Regions from separate parts of the Homo sapiens genome. Here region 1 is linked to region 2. Evidence: read pairs that join two places in POLR2A ChIA-PET (ENCODE). Cell type or tissue: Panc1. All regions are shown on one strand.

Region 1 (8,000 bases), 290 kb before region 2:
TTCACCATGTTGGCCAGGCTGATCTCAAACTCCTGACCTCAAGTGATCCACCTGCCTCAGCCTCCCAAAGTGCTAGGATTACAGGCGTGAGCCACTGCACCCGGCCACACCTGGCTAATTTTTGTAATTTTATTAGAGACAGCATTTCGCCTTGTTGGCCAGACTGGTCTCGAACTCCTGACCTCAAGTGATCCACCCACTTGGCCTCCCAAAGTGCTGGGATTACAGGTGTGAGCCACTGTGCCCGGCCTAAATCCCGTATCATTTTTAACTGTGTCCCACTTTGTCTTTATGCCTTGGAGATGTGGCCACACCCGGCCTTTGTCATGTCACCTGTTTCCCTCGCACTGTTATGGCCGTCGCCCTGTTTCAGGACCTGTGCAGCAGCTATGCTCCCTGCCTGAAACGCCCTTCTCGAATCTTACTCGCTGGCTCCTTTGCATTCCATCCTTAGCATGTGTTTCCTTGGGCTGCATCTGACACTCATGAGCCTGAGGCATCTGTGCCTCTGTAGGCCCCTTCCTTCATTAAAAAGATATTACAAATTATATTTTACAACTGCATTGGTATGCAAATGAAATATTAATACTATATAGTAAAACATTTTTTTCATCCTAATAGTTCATGTTTTTTCTTCTGAGATTGTGGAAACAAACAATTTTCATGGGCCCCAAAAGTGCTGTGGGCCCAAGGCCCTGTGCCCATGGTGCCCGGTGGAAGGTCAGCTCCTCCATGAGCCGACGGGCTGTATCACAGCGGGCTCCCAACGCCGAGCCTACTTAATGCTGTGTTCGCAGTGTCTAGAGCACAGCCAGGCTCCTGAATGAATGAATGAAGAAAGGCACACTGGGTATTGTAATCCCAGCACTTTGGGAGGCTGGGGCAGGTGGATCACAAGGTCAGGAGTTTGAGACCATCTTGCCGAACATGGTGAAACCCCGTCTCTACTAAAAATACAAAAAATTAGCCGGGCGTGGTGGCGGGCACCTGTAGTCCCAGCTACTCGGGAGGCTGAGGCAGGAGAATGGTGTGAACCCAGGAGGCGGAGCTTGCAGTGAGCGGAGATCGCGCCACTGCACTCCAGCCTGGGCGGCAGAGCGAGACTCCGTCTCAAAACAAAACAAAACAAACAAAAAAAGAAATATGATTTGGAATGTATTTAGAAAGAACAATTATGAACGCCATGGGACTAGCACGTTTCTGAGGGAGGGAAGGCAGAGACCCATAGAAAGAGAAGGGAAGGGAGGCGTGGGGGCGGGGGAGTGGGAGGCTCCCATTGAAATCGTGTAGGCAGCTTCACGGCGGGGATTCCGCCACCCTCCCATTCACTCAACAGATACTCATCGCGTGCCTGTGCCACACCAGGTGCCATACTAAGTGCTGAGGTGAGAAGCGTCATCTCTGCTTTGCAGGGCTCGCAGCTTGCCTGTGGTCTCACAGCAAGTCGGTGGCAGAGATGGGATGGGAAACCAGGCCTGGCTGACTTCCTAGCAGGCGTCCTTTCCATTATGCCACGTGAGTGTGGGTGGACACTAAGTGGACTGTCTGGAGTGAGTCGTGCACGTTTTACTCGGAATGTTACTCAGGAAGTTGGCATCAGTGTGTGGGTGAGAAAAGAGTGGCTGAATGGTGTGCACTGAGACGTTGTGCGATGTCCTCCCGCTGTCTTCCTGGGATTCGTCTTAGTGTGTTACTGGACCTTGTGTTTTGGCACTACTGGTCTCCCGCACAGCCCTGTGATCATCTTGATTTCCTCAGGCCAAGGATGATGCGGCTTTTGACCTTCCAGAGTATCTTTGTGTAGTACTTATTTAAAATTTTAAATTGAATATAATTATTTCTCTGAGTAGATGTAAATTTGGTGGTGTCTGGGGATAGTGATGACCATGCTGCTGTGGAAAACAGCTCATGGTTATAACAGGGAGTACAGTCAGGCTTTGCATAGCAGGGATACTCCTGAGAATGCGTCCTTAGGCAATTGTGTCATCTGCGAACATCGCAGAGCGTGCTTGATGAACCCAGGCTCACAGCCCACTGCACTCAGCCCACTGCACACCTAGGCTGTGTGGGATCACCTGTTGCATCTGGGCTACAAACCCCTGTGGCACGCAACTGCACAGGATACTGTGGGCAGTTTGAACACAGTGATGAGTATTTGTGTATCTAAACATAGAAAAGTTACAGTAAAAATACAGAATAAAAGATAAGCATTGAAATACCTGTATAGGGCACTTACCATGACTGGAAGTTGCACTGGGTGAGTAGTGAGTGGTGAGTGAATGGGAGGGCCAAGGACAGTCGTGTGTCCTACGACTCTGCAAACACTGTACATGAAGGCTACACTAACTTTATTTTTAAAATATATTTCTCTCTTCAGTAAATTACTAACCTTAGGTTACTGTACCTTTAACTTGATAAACTTTTTTTAAAAAAACTTTTTGACTCATAATAATACTTAGCTTAAAACCAAACACATTGTACAGCTGAACAAAAATACTTTCTTTCTTTATATTCTCATTCTATAAACATGTTTCTTCTTTTTTTTGAGCCAGAGTGTTGCTCTGTCGCCCAGGCTGAAGTACAGTGGTGCAATCTCGGCTCACTGCAAGCTCCGCCTCCCAGGTTCAAGCAGTTCTCCTGCCTCAGCCTCCCGAGTAGCAGGGATTACAGGCACATGCTACCACGCCTGGCTAAGTTTTGTATTTTTAGTAGAGACGGGGTTTCACCATGCTGGCCAGGCTCGTCTCGATCTCCTGACCTCATGATCCGCCCGCCTCGGCCTCCCAAAGTGCTGGAATTACAGGCGTGAGCTACCGCGCCCAGCTCTGTAAACATTTTTCTACTAAATTTTTTTTTTTCAATTTTTACTTTTAAAACTTTTTTGTTAAAAACTCAGGCACAAACACACGCATTATCCTAGACAAGGGTCAGGATTCTCAATATCACTGTCTTGCACCTCCACATTTTGTCCCACTGGAAGGTCTTCAGGGGCAGTAACTGCATGAAGCTGTTACCTCCTGTGATAACAATGCCTTCTTCTGGACACCTCCTGAGGGACCTGCCTGGGGTTGTTTTACAGTTAACTTTAAAAAATACATGTAAGTAGAAGGAGTGTACCCTAAAGGAGTGATAAAAAGTACAGTAAATACATAAACCAATAACAGGGTCATTTATTCTCATTATTATTATATACTGCACGTAATTGTATCTGCCAAACTTTTATATGACTGGCAGCGCAGGTGTGTTTACACCAGCATCACCTCAAACACGTAAGGCGTTGCACAACATTATGACGGCTATGATGTCAGTAGGCAGTAGGAATTTTTTAGCTCTTTATAGCCTTATGGAACCACCGTGGCATATGCCATCTGTCATTGACTGAAACGTCATTATGCAGGGCATGACTGTACTTACAAAATTAGATGGCACTTCTTAGGAACATTCCTTTGCTATGAGTTGTTTTAAAACTTAATGTACTTAAATTTTTTTTATTATAAAAAATTTCCAACATAAACAAAGAGGGAGAATGTATGTATATTAAGGGTCTCACTCTGTTGCCCAGGCTGTAGTGCCGTGGTGCGATCATGGCTCACTGCAGCCTCGACCTCCTGGACTCAAGTGATTGAGGGAGAATATTATAATGAATGACTTTATATTCCTCACCTGGGTTAGGATGAAATGCTAAGGTCACAGCTAAGCAAAAGCCACTTTAAAGGAAAGGAATGTTGCTGCCACGAGTGGCGTTCCTGCAGAAAGGTCATTAAGTCAGAATTACTACTCTGTGTTCTGGAGGGAAAATACCATGACACTAAGAATTTAGCTGTGGGTCAGAGAGGCATTTTATGTGGTGTGAATCAAACTAGGGAGCCTTGGGCTGGGTGCAGAGGCTCACGCCTGTAATCCCAGCACTTTGGGAGGCTGAGGCGGATGCATCATTTTAGGTCAGGAGTTTGAGACCAGCCTGGCCAACATAGTGAAACCTCATCTCTACTAAAAATACAAAAAATTAGCCAGATGTGGTGGCGCACGCCTGTAGTCCCAGCTACTTGGGAGGCTGAGGCACCAGAATCACTTGAACCCAGGAGGTGGGAGGTTGCATTGAGCTGAGATGGCGCTACTGCACTCTAGCCTGGGCGACAGAGTGAGACTCTATTGCCTCAAAAACAAAAAGCAAACTAGGGAGCCTCTATTCTTGAGGGCTAAAATCTGAGAATGATGGCGTCCGTTGAAGCTAGCCCAGAAGTTATTCATTTAGACTGTAAAGCAATATGGCTACACATTAACTGATGTTTTTTCTTTTCCTTTTTTTTTTTTTTTTGAAAGACGAAGTCTTGCTCTGTCGCCAGGCTGGATGGAGTACAGTGGCACGATCTCAGCTCACTGCAACCTCCGCCTCCCGGGTTCAAGCGATTCCCCTGCCTCAACCTCTCAAGTAGCTGGGACTACAGGTGCATGCCACCACGCCTGGCTAATTTTTTGTTTTTTAGTAGAGACTAGGTTTTACCATGATCCACCCACCTCAGCTTCCCAAAGTGCTGGGATTACAGGTGTGAGCCACTGTGCCTGGCCTAACTGAAATTTTAAAACTTGGTTACTTGTATATTCTAGTTTTTGTTCATACGCGCTATAGCACTTCTAAAAATTTGCAATCTGGGCTGGGTGCGGTGGCTCATGTCTGTGGTCTCAGGACTTCGGGAGGCCAAGGTGGGTGGATCACTTGGGCCCAGGAGTTTGAGACCACCATGGGCAACATAGCGAGACCTCATGTTTTCCCAAAAAATACAAAAAAAATTAGCTGGGTGTGGTGGCACTTGCCTGTAGTTCCATCTACTCAGGAGGCTGAAGTGGGAGGATCACTTGTCTGGGAGGTTGAGGCTATGGTGAACCATGATCACACCATTGCTCTCCAGCCTGGACGACAGCGTGAGACCCTGTCAAAAAAAAAAAAAATTGCAGTCTGTTCTTTTAAAAAATATTACAAATTATACCCACACTCACTCACTTATGGGAGTACCAGTTGGCACACTACTCATACCATTAACTCAATAGTTCTCCTTTTAGGAATGTATGCTAAGAAAATCATCTGAGATTTGCACAGTGATATTTATTGTAGTGTTGTAAAATACTGAAAACAACCAAAATATTTAACAATAAAACTACATATATAGGATGATAGTAACTCTGCCATAAATGCATGTGTTGCACAGTAAAAAAAGTGTAACAGTTTTAGCTGTAGTTATCTCTTAATGGTAGAATTACGCATGACTTTTATTTTTTAAATTTTTTTATATCAAAAAAATTTAATGAATAGATTAAATACAAAGTGATCAAATGCTTTAAACCATTTTACAGTGCTACTGTGGCAGCATAATATGTGGAGTTGATGTAATATAATTTACTTATTAATCCGTTACCCTTTTTATTAAGTAGGCTGCTTATAATAATTATTGTAGGGACTATTTTTTAATATTCTTTTTCTTTTCAGTTTTTTCCTAATTCTAGGAAGATTGCTGAATAAAATAACAACACTTCTTAGATGTTTTTTATATTTATATGCAAACCTTTTATATTTATATCCAAATATATTCAAACTGTTCTAAATGGTTTGTAATAAATTTATCATGCCACAAAATAGTTACAGTTGTATTAATTTCACCTGTATTGGATATTGGCCTTTCTTTTCAAGATTTGTGATTCAGTAGATGAAATATTATACTTCAGCACCATGTTCTTTTATATTTCTTTAATTATTAACTCAGATCAATAGCCTATAGGTGTTGTAAAATTATTATTATTATTATTATTATTATTATTTTATTTTTTTTTTTTTTTTGAGACAGAGTCTCGCTCTGTCACCCAGGCTGGAATGCTGGAATGCAGTGGTGCAATCTCGGCTCACTGCAAGCTCCGCCTCCTGGGTTCACGCCATTCTTCTGCCTCAGCCTCCCGAGTAGCTGGGACTACAGGCACCCACCACCACACCCGGCTAATTTTTTGTATTTTTAGTAGAGACGGGGTTTCACCGTGTTAGCCAGGATGGTCTCGATATCCTGACCTCGTGATCCACACGCCTCAGCCTCCCAAAGTGCTGGGATTACAGGCGTGAGCCACTGCACCCGGCCAAAAATTATTTTTAATTATACAAATCCGTGGGATTTCTGAACTGCTCATAGTCCTTGGCTCTCTGTGGTTTTTGAAGGTCACATATGGTGTGTAACTAAGATAAAGTGAGAGTAAAGAATAAAACATGATAAAGTAAATTAGGTTCTGTTGAAGGCAATGTATATCTTTATGTAAGGCAAGCAGACATTTTTGTATGAGAGTAAAATGTAAGAAAAACACGCAAATCAAGTCAGAACATCTGTTAATGAGGCTACCATTAATCTAGTTAACTGAACAGTTTGTTTTACTGAATTGGATATTTCAACTCTATTGGGTATAACTTATATAATGTATTTGCTTTAGTTGAAAATTATTAACTAAATGATGTTTATTGCCTAATCTCTTAAGAAAGGTATCTAAAAAGAATTAAGTTTGTTATCTCTGAGCAGTTTTGCAGATGTTAGGCAAATGAGTTTTCCATATCTAAGTAACAGCATTGTTAAGGTGAGCTTCTGTAAAGGTCTATGGAATGGATAACTTATATATTACACTTTTATATTTTTTCTTTCTCCGTGGGGTTTTACATTTGTGTAAAACATTTTATTTGTTTAAAAGCATATGAACAAACACATCTGAGTTGGTTTATGGGTGGAGGAGTCCATGGAGTTAGACAAGCCCCATACTGCCCTAGAACCCCTGAATGTAGTAAGCACATCACGCATAGTTCATGCCTGTTCTGGCCTATGTTACATTTTTTTATTTTTTTATTTTTTATTTTTTGAGACAGTGCCTTGCTCTGTCCCCCAGGCTGGAGTGCAGTGAGTGGCATAGTCTCGGCTCACTGCGCCCTCTGCTCCCCAGGTTCAAGTGATTCTCATGCCTCAGCCTCCTGAGTAGCTGGGATTACAGGCGCCTGCCACTACGACTGGCTAATTTTTGTATTTTTAGTAGAGACAGGTTTTCGCCATGTTGGCCAGGCTGGTCTCGAACTCCTGACCTCAGGTGATCCACCCACCTCGGCCTCCCAGAGTGTTGGGATTACGGGCGTGAGCCACTGCGCCCAGCCTATGTTGCATTTTGGTTAAAACCGAAAAGATGGTTGGAAGGAATTTGGGAATCCCTTGGATTTGAACATTTAGTAATGAATGAGATGTATCACTTCACATCATCGAGGGAGAATATGCTATTTAAGACTACACTTTCTGAATGCCAAAGAGTGTCATTCCAGTTGTATTCCTTAGTCTCATGTCTTTTTCCTATGTCTTTCCATTTCCCCCCCTTATTACTTTCTTCTCCTCCTGTTCACTTATATTTCTCCCCTTCCTTTTTCAATTTGGAAAAATCATTAAAATAGGAAATAAATACAGAACAGCATAACACCCATCGCTCATCTCTTCCTGGGTGTCCCGTTTCTTGTGTCTGTCCTCTTTGCCTTTTTAATCCGTGTTTCCTTTCTTTCCTTCACATTTCCAGGTTTCTGTTTTATCTCACAGAATCCTGCAGTGGACACGTGTGTAGGTGTAAAAGGGTGGCAGGCCTGGGTTTGAATTTTCATCTCTGCCATGTAAAGCTGTGTGACAGTGGGGAGATTAACCTAGCTGACTCTTTCCCCATCTTTAAAATTCCCATAATAGCAGCTAATAATTGCTGATCTCCAGGCTTATTGTAGAATTTAAATGAGATGCTGTCTGTGCACTGCTTAGCACAGTGACTGCACAGAGTAACTCTCGGGGATTGTGTCTTGGCTCTCTAGCCGCAGTTCCGTGTCTGGGACACACAAGTGCCATGCTGGGATCCCTCTTCGCGTTCGTTCTGGGGAATCCTTCACTTTTCTCCCATGTGCTGTGTCTCATGTGGTCCTCTTTCCGGGGTCACTCTTCCATGCTGGAAGAGCTTAT
Region 2 (8,000 bases):
TATTTTCCATTTCACTAATTTGCTCTTTAGATGTATATAATTGCCTATACACCTATTCATTTTGTTTTTGAATTTTCAGTTCTAGATTTCAGTTTTTTAAATCTGGAAAGCCGTATTTTAGAGTTTCCAGTCCCCAATACAACTAAAATTTGGGCTTTTACTTCCTTTAATGCTGTAAGAATAGTATTTCATAGTGTATGTCTAATAAGTACAATATCTAGAATCTCTGTATGTCTGTATTTCTTTTGTCTTTGCTTCTGCCAACTCTCACTTATGGTACCTTCTCTTCTTGTGTGCCTGGTTACCTCTGTGGCTGGATATTGTAACAGCAAAATTATCTATATAAATAATTTTAGGACTAGGATCATATTTCCCTCTAAGATTTCATTGCTTTTACCTGGCAACTATGGGCATTAGCTAAATAGAATTATCTTAATGCAAGGAAGCCTTACGGTTTCCGGGCCACTTAAATAATGTGAAATTGTTACAGCCAATGTGAGGGATGGTTTACACCCACTTCACCCTTACTCCTAGGTGTATCTCTTGATAGAGTTCCAACCCAAAGTCAAGAATGATTTATAAGGGTTCTCAGGCTTGAAAGCACCCAGACTACAAGTTTTATCTCCTTCACCTTGAAAGGACACTAAAGGTGTGGCTCACGCTCTCAACTTCCTTTTCCTGATCAGCAAATGGCCATAAAACAAAAAATTGCCCTAATACTACGGCTTTGCTCCTCTGTGCTTACATTCTCTCTCAAAGCTCAACTCAGAATCTCCTTATAATAGTGATTTGATGTTTAAGAAGATTTTTAGAAGCAACTGATCCAGTTTCTTAAGGTGACTTCAGTAAGAGAGCTGGTTTAAATCACCTGTCCTATCACTAGTTAAGACAGAAATCTCCCAGCATTCTGTTATATAATATATCCTTAGTACATGGTCTTACCTTGGCAATAACTGCCCCAAGGTGAAAAAGTTCTATGGTATTCTTTGAAGAATAGTAATAGCTCTTCTTGGTAGTAACTTGCCCTTATAGTACAGAGGAACTATAAAGGATGAGAGTTCGTTCAAGTTATAGTTCCTGTAATTTACTCATTCTATGACCCTGGACAACGATTTGTGTATAAAATTGAGTGGGGGATACAACATCTCCACAATACCAGAATATCAAATGAAAGAATGCAAAAAAGCTTGAAAAAGCCTACAAAGCTGGCCGGGCATGGTGGCTTATGCCTGTAATCCCAGCACTTTGGGAGGCCAAGGGAGGAGGACTGCTTGAGCTCAGGAGTCTGAGACCAGCCTAGGCAACATGGCGAATCCCTATCTCTACAAAATATACAACAATTAGCCTGGTGTGGTGGCATGCACCAGTATTCCCAGCTACTTGCGAGGGTGAGGCACGAGAATCCCTTGAACCTTGGAGGTGGAGGTTGCAGTGAGCCAAGATCGCACCTCTGCACTCCAGCCTGGGCAACCGAATGAGACTGAGATAAAAGAAAAAAAAAACCTACAAAACTATCAAAAATTATCATTCTCTTCTCTCTTCTCTGCCCCATGGTGAGCCATTCATCAATGGCTCTGACTAAAACACCATGGCAGGCCAAAGGTCAGTTGACATTTCAAGTCACTCATGAATGGCTGGCAACATTATACAAGACATAATATTTCCAGGGTCAAATAAAGAGATACCTATTATCTGTAATTTATTTTTAAATATTTCTGAATACACAGTATGAATGCATGCAAGTATGTGGGAAGACACACAAACCCTTTCTCCCTCCCTCCCTCCCTTCCTCTTATGGGTAGCTAGTTAGTATCTGAGGTACCCTAATCAGGAGTGCATACCCCAGGTGTGGCTATTACAAAAGCATCAGCTACAGCTTTGAAATCTATACTAGAGGATTTCCTCACAAGTATAAAGGATGGTAGAAATAATTTTTCCGATGAAAACAATAGAATTCAATATATATATGTGTTGGCTGGAAATACTGTACAGGGATCTCTAACCTTGCATATATACGTGGGTTATAAGAATCTGGCAAACCAGGCAGCCTAACACTTTCTGCAGTGGCACTCTGGTCCTGGGTCTGGACACTTAACAGAGGATTCCATCACCTGCGCCAATGAAAAGTTTAGATGTGTCCTGTATTGAGAATTTTTCTGCATCTGTTTCTACCTAAACTTTGACGTGAGATACATACCCAAAGGACAGGTTGGGGCTTTTCCCAGTCCACAGGAACATGCTGAATGACTAACTTTTGTGCCTGCTTGCTAATGTTCTTATCTGTGGCAAAATTTAGTCTGAGACTTGACTTTATTGTTACAGATCACCTGGTAGCATAACTTCTAATATAGGACGTTACCAGTTTCTACCAAACAAACAAAAAACTTGCACCATTAGGAGCCACAAAATCAGTTCAGCTCAGTTTGCAACAATTGTGGTGCATCAAATTTCCTAAATGAAGCCTGTTGGGACATAACCTCAAAGCCGGAATATTATGATTCTGATCAAGCTGATATACATATTTGCCATCCCAGGCCCTCCAAGAGAAAGGCTGTTTCTCTTCAGTGGGAAAACCACAGGAAGCTACAGAGACAGCCTTGGGGTGTGGGTTTTGCTGGGCCTGGGTGCCTGCCAAAAATACCATCGTTCTGTTTCTTGGCCCCTAGAATGCAATGATACCTAAGCTTTTGTTTTTTTGTTTTGTTTTGTTTTTTTTGTTTGTTTTTTTAATGATTTCCCCAAAACCACCTGGACTCTGTATTCTACTCAAAATGATGTCATTTAAAGAATATCTGTATTCAAGGGAATATATGGGAGAAAGCTACCCTACTTCAAGTAAATGCAAACCAGAAATATTTGCATTTTCAAAACAGCACTGTCTTGGATTCTTAGCAGCTGCATGTCCCTGCCCTCCAAATGTTTCTTAAAATACTTAAGCTGAGAATTAACCAAAATGGGAGATGAACTATGTTTGTCATAAACAGTTTGAGAAAAAGCTTTTAAACTCTCAACCCCCAGCCTGCATCTGTGCTAAAGGACACCTAGAAGTTGCTCTAGCCCACATGACTTTCAAGATGCTACAGTCTGAAACATGACCATAAGAAATACATTCCTCTGGGTATCAGCATTCCCTTTTCAAAGGACAAGATTTCCAAAGACAGCCTGAAGGAGCCTAACCAATTAAGTCCTCGAAGCTGCTAAAAATTTAAAGTGAAATTACCCCCCCCCCAATAAGTACAATGGAATTCTATGCATATGAATCCTACCACATCACTGTCTGAGAGATGATTAATATGGTAGAAAAGTGAACAAGAAGTTGGAAATCCTGGACTTTCATGTAATTTCTCTGAGCCTAATGCTCTCTCCATCTGATAGACTGGGAAGCGCTCTTGCTAGCCAATTCATAAGACACTGGAAAGGGATACTGGGAAAACATCCATAAAACGATGCCAAAGGAACAGAGAAATGCTGTAGCACTTGAAAAGATTAAACCAAGTCCTCCCTGCCCATGTTGCACTGGCTTCCAACCCATTTATAGCTGCGGTAGAAAAAGCAAGATGATTGAGGCTGTAAAAAGGCTTCCAAGAAGCAATGTGGGACAGGGACAAGAACCGCTGTGCTGGCAGGCAGGCATCACCCTGAGCCCAGCACTGCCATGCTGGTTCTCTTCTGTCCCTGCCTCTAACAGCACAGAGAAATTCAGAGGGAACACAGACAAGAAAACTCTCCCAAGATTTATGCCAGCTCATCTAAAGTCGTAGGCTTAACATTGGCCACAGACACCTGCACAGATCTTCAGCCTCCAGGAAATGAGAATTCATCCTTCCCCATCAGTGCATGCTCCGGGGAACATTAAACCTCAGCTTCATTTAGGTTAATAATTAAGCTCCTAGATTTACAGCTGTCATGAAAAGAAAAGGGAAAAGGAAAGAAAAAGAAAAAGAATCTAAAAACTTGCACATTAGTATTTGCTCACATCTTGAGGCCAGGCCCTTTTTTGTTCCCCTCCTTTTTTGTCAACTTCTAAAGATGGAAAGTTTTTTATGGCTGTAAATGACAAAAATGAGTATATTCAGGAAAGGAAATGGGAACGGCACCTGATCTCTGTTCAGACAAAAGATCAACGGAAAACACTGACAGTGCCAACTACATGACACCCATCACACGAGCTCTTATTCCAACTTCATGGCTATGGTACTGCAACTACATCATACCTGAGGAAACTGAAGCTCAAAGTTTGAGATACTTGCTCAAGGTCACATGGTTAGTGGGTAGCAGATAAAGCCAGTGCTCACTGCTGCTGCACTAGTCATATCAAAATGTCCTGCCAGCTCTTAGCTCAAAAGATAGGATACTTTTGAATTCCCTTCTAACGTTCTCATTTGTTCACACCCATGTGCCATTTTAAGCCTTGCAGTACTTTAACTTGCAGTTTTTTAAAAATTTCCTGCAAATTGCTCATTCTCTTTATTCACAACACACAGCTTCAAATTACTTTCTGGAAAAAAAAAAAAATCAAACCCACCCACAAAGGTCAAAAAGTTACCACTGCTGAGGCTATTATGAGGAAAATACTGTGAGAGTAAAAGCAATTTCCCAAGAAGAACAGATCAAACTAGCACAGCCCAACAGAAACATACAGTCTCCTCCAGGGAGCACTGTGAAAGGGTCCATTTGTTGGGACTGCAGTCCTTCTGCTGAGTGGGATAGGATGACATAGGTCTCATTTTCCAGGTATACTTTCAGCGCCTATTGGAATATTATCAAAAATAGCAACTAGTGAGTGATTAGGCAAAGACAGCAGATATTGTTAAATGAAACTCTTGCTCCTCCAATAGAGCTGGGAGACACATGTTTTTGTTTTCTTACTCAGACATTAGTCTATTAGCAAGTCATTTTGCACTCACTTTTTAAAAAATCTGTGTGCCTTATGATTAAAATCAATCTTCCTTATCAGTCAAGTCAAACTGAAATAACGAAAATATTGTACATAGGCCTATTAGCAATTTTATGGAAGGTTTTACTCAGGCAACAAAATAAATAGTCTTCTTTAAGAAAGAGCGATGTTGAGCTCACATTCCACATTTGGGATACGTAGGAGGTTTCAACACAACAATGAGTAATTACCACTTGCCTCAATCCCCACTTTCGTTACCCTCTCCCTTCAAGGTCCTTTGTGGAAGAGCTGACATATAAAGAAAGGAAAATGCAAAGTACAACTGAGAACTAAGAGAAATCCAAATTTTTCCCAGGCCTTCGCACATAACACAAAAATATGCTTTTGCATGGATTTCTATCCCAAGTTGGAAGGTCAATAGAGTTCTTTAAAATATCCAAATGCTTCAGTGAATCCAGAGTCAATTACAAAGACACCTTAGCTGCCAAGACTTATGACGACAGGTGAGTTCAGATTACGATTCAACACATGCTCCACAGTAGTCCTCGTGGGAGGCTGCACATATATTCCAATGATGCTGCCTTTACTCAAGACTCTGCTGAATACACCCTTGTGTACTGTCAAGAAGACTCCTCTAATTTGCAAAACTTGCTCATGTGTATTCTCCCACTGACTGTTCACATTTGGCACACTTGCAGTAGCTTAAGGCCCACACAGGCGGTATTTTCCCGTTTTAGTATGATGGCTGTAAATTCAAGATGTCTAACTTTGCTATGTGATTTAACCAGTCATTAGATATTCTAGAGAAGAGAACCATGTAGCTTATTCTGTGTTAAAAAAAAAAAAAAAAAAAGCACTAACAAAACTTTCATAATGAAAGAATTATATAAAACTAGAGAAGGTCAGACACTCTAGAAAACTATGATTAAGTTCATATCCATATCACTATCATAAATACAGTATAACATGTTATATGAACAAGTCATAAGGGTAACTTCAGGAATAAGACATTCTCAAACAGTTCTTTCACATCTTTTTTTTTTTTTTTTTTTTTTTTTGAGACAGGGTCTCTCTCTGTTCCCCAGGCTGGAGCACAGTGGCACCATCTCGACTCACTGCAACCTCCACCTCCTGGGTTCAAAGATTCTTCTGCCTCAGCCTCCCAAGTAGCTGGGATTACAAGTGTGGCTAATTTTTGTATTTTTAGTAGAGACAGGGTTTCGCCATGTTGGCCAGGCTGGTCTTGAACTCCTGACCTCAGGTGATCTGCCCCCCTCAGCCTCCCACAGTGCTGATATTACAGGTGTGAACCACCATGCCAGGCCTATATTTAGGTACTTAAAATACTCTAAGTAGTGATATATACATTGTATAAAGCCTGTGTGTGTAAGACCATATATGTCCATAAAAGCTTTCCCAGTTCCAGCTGATGGCTCCCTTGTTTCAGCAGCTGGGTAGCAGTTACAAGTCCATGTTCCTCCCTCCCTATCTTACAAAGTTATTGAGGGTATAGGCAAGAGGATGAAGATGAATGTACTATATGAATAAAAAAAAGAAAGAAGGGGCCTGGCGCAGTGGCTCACACCTGTAATCCCAGCACTTTGGGAGGCCGAGGTGGGTGGATCATGAGGTCAGGAGATCCAGACCATCCTAGCTAACACGGTGAAACCCTGTCTCTACTAAAAGTACAAAGAATTAGCCAGGCGTGGTGGCAGGCACCTGTAGTCCCAGCTACTTGGGACGCTGAGGCAGGAGAATGGCATGAACCTGGGAGGCGGAGCTTGCAGTGAGCTGAGATAGCGCCACTGCACTCCAGCCTGAGCAACAGAGCAAGACTCCTTAAAAAAAAAAAAAAAAAGAAGGAACATGAGCAGTGGCTAGTTGGGGACCTTTGCCCATCAGGAGTCAAGTCAATGCACCCTGCTAGCAGAGGGAGAACTAACCGTCTGAACTCTGAGGAGAGTTAGTACCGTCCTCCATCACCCAGTTGGATACAGCTGGGCCTAAAGAAATGAAATAGTTGATCAAGAGACTACACAATCTCAGAGACACAAAAACTAGTGGTAAATCAGCCCCTGCATCTCCCTTTACTACAGTTGAGGAAAAGGAGTCCCCAGAGGTAGATGGTCAGTTCCCAAAGCCATAGGGGCAGCCATGGTGGGACTGGTTGCAACTCTCATATCCTAGTGTCTCATCTAGGAGAGCTTGGGAATGGTACCAAAGAAACACTCATAGAGCAATGGTGCTTTACTAGGATCCACAGAGATGTTTCAGGGACTTCATGAAGCCTCTGAAATTGTCTGTAAAACTGTGTGGCTTTGCATTTTTTCTTTTGCTCTGTCACTCAGGCTGGAGTGCAGTGGCGTGATCTTGGTTCACTGCAAACTCTGCCTCCCAGGTTCACACCATTCTCCTGCCTCAGCCTCCTGAGTAGCTGGGACTACAGGTACCTGCCACCACGCCTGGCTAATTTTTTGCCTTTTTAGTAGAGACAGTGTTTCACCGTGTTAGCCAGGATGGTCTCAATCTCCTGACCTCGTGATCCGCCTGCCTCAGCCTCCCAAAGTGCTGGGATTACAGGTGTGCGCCACCACGCCCAGCTGGCTTTGCATTTTTAAGGGGAACAGTGGTGACTGCTTTCATCAGTCTGAACACAATCCATGACTCAAAAAAATTTAAGAATAGGCTTGGGGATAAGACTAGAGGTGAATGAGATTAATTCCAAACTAAAAGGAACCCAATTTTTCAATACCCTGAAGACTATGCTTGGGCCAGGCTGCCAATGGAACCATCTAAGGAGAACACAGCCCTCAACTTTCTGGTCTGAGTGGCAAAAGGGATCCTGTAAGAAAAAATTTGTCTGGGAAAACTAGATGTGTTTGTGACCACAGGTGACAGGGAAAGGAGTAATCATCACAAGTTCTAACTACTAATTAGGTAGTCTTAAAAACCACAGGTCAAAAGTAACAAGCAAGGCCGTGTTCTCTGGAATCATGGAAAAGGTTTTGGCTGTCATTGTCAAGAGACATGAACGGAAGGTTTCTGCAGCCTTTCAAAGCCAGGGCAGCCTTGGCCTTCAAATCCCTGATTCAATCCCTCCCAT

Evidence for each region. ChIA-PET counts read pairs that join two places held together with the same protein. Peaks named below come from ENCODE experiments on the same cell type or tissue, not always from the same donor. Only the 100,000 strongest peaks of a DNase experiment are listed, where the experiment ranks them.
Region 1: POLR2A ChIA-PET joins it to region 2 with 10 read pairs; 2 of 35 experiments call an interaction of 5 or more read pairs at or near these places.

What each region holds. Positions count from the first base shown.
Region 1 is chr3:11,674,228-11,682,227 of GRCh38, reverse strand. It overlaps a transcript of VGLL4 not described here. Among named protein-coding and RNA genes, the nearest start is that of VGLL4, 34 kb to the right of the region's middle. In Panc1, no CTCF peak of the experiment used is centred here; no DNase peak of the experiment used is centred here.
Region 2 is chr3:11,387,188-11,395,187 of GRCh38, reverse strand. All of the region lies in intron 19 of ATG7 (autophagy related 7), which reads right to left. Among named protein-coding and RNA genes, the nearest start is that of ATG7, 120 kb to the right of the region's middle. In Panc1, no CTCF peak of the experiment used is centred here; no DNase peak of the experiment used is centred here; H3K27ac peaks cover 5,925 bases.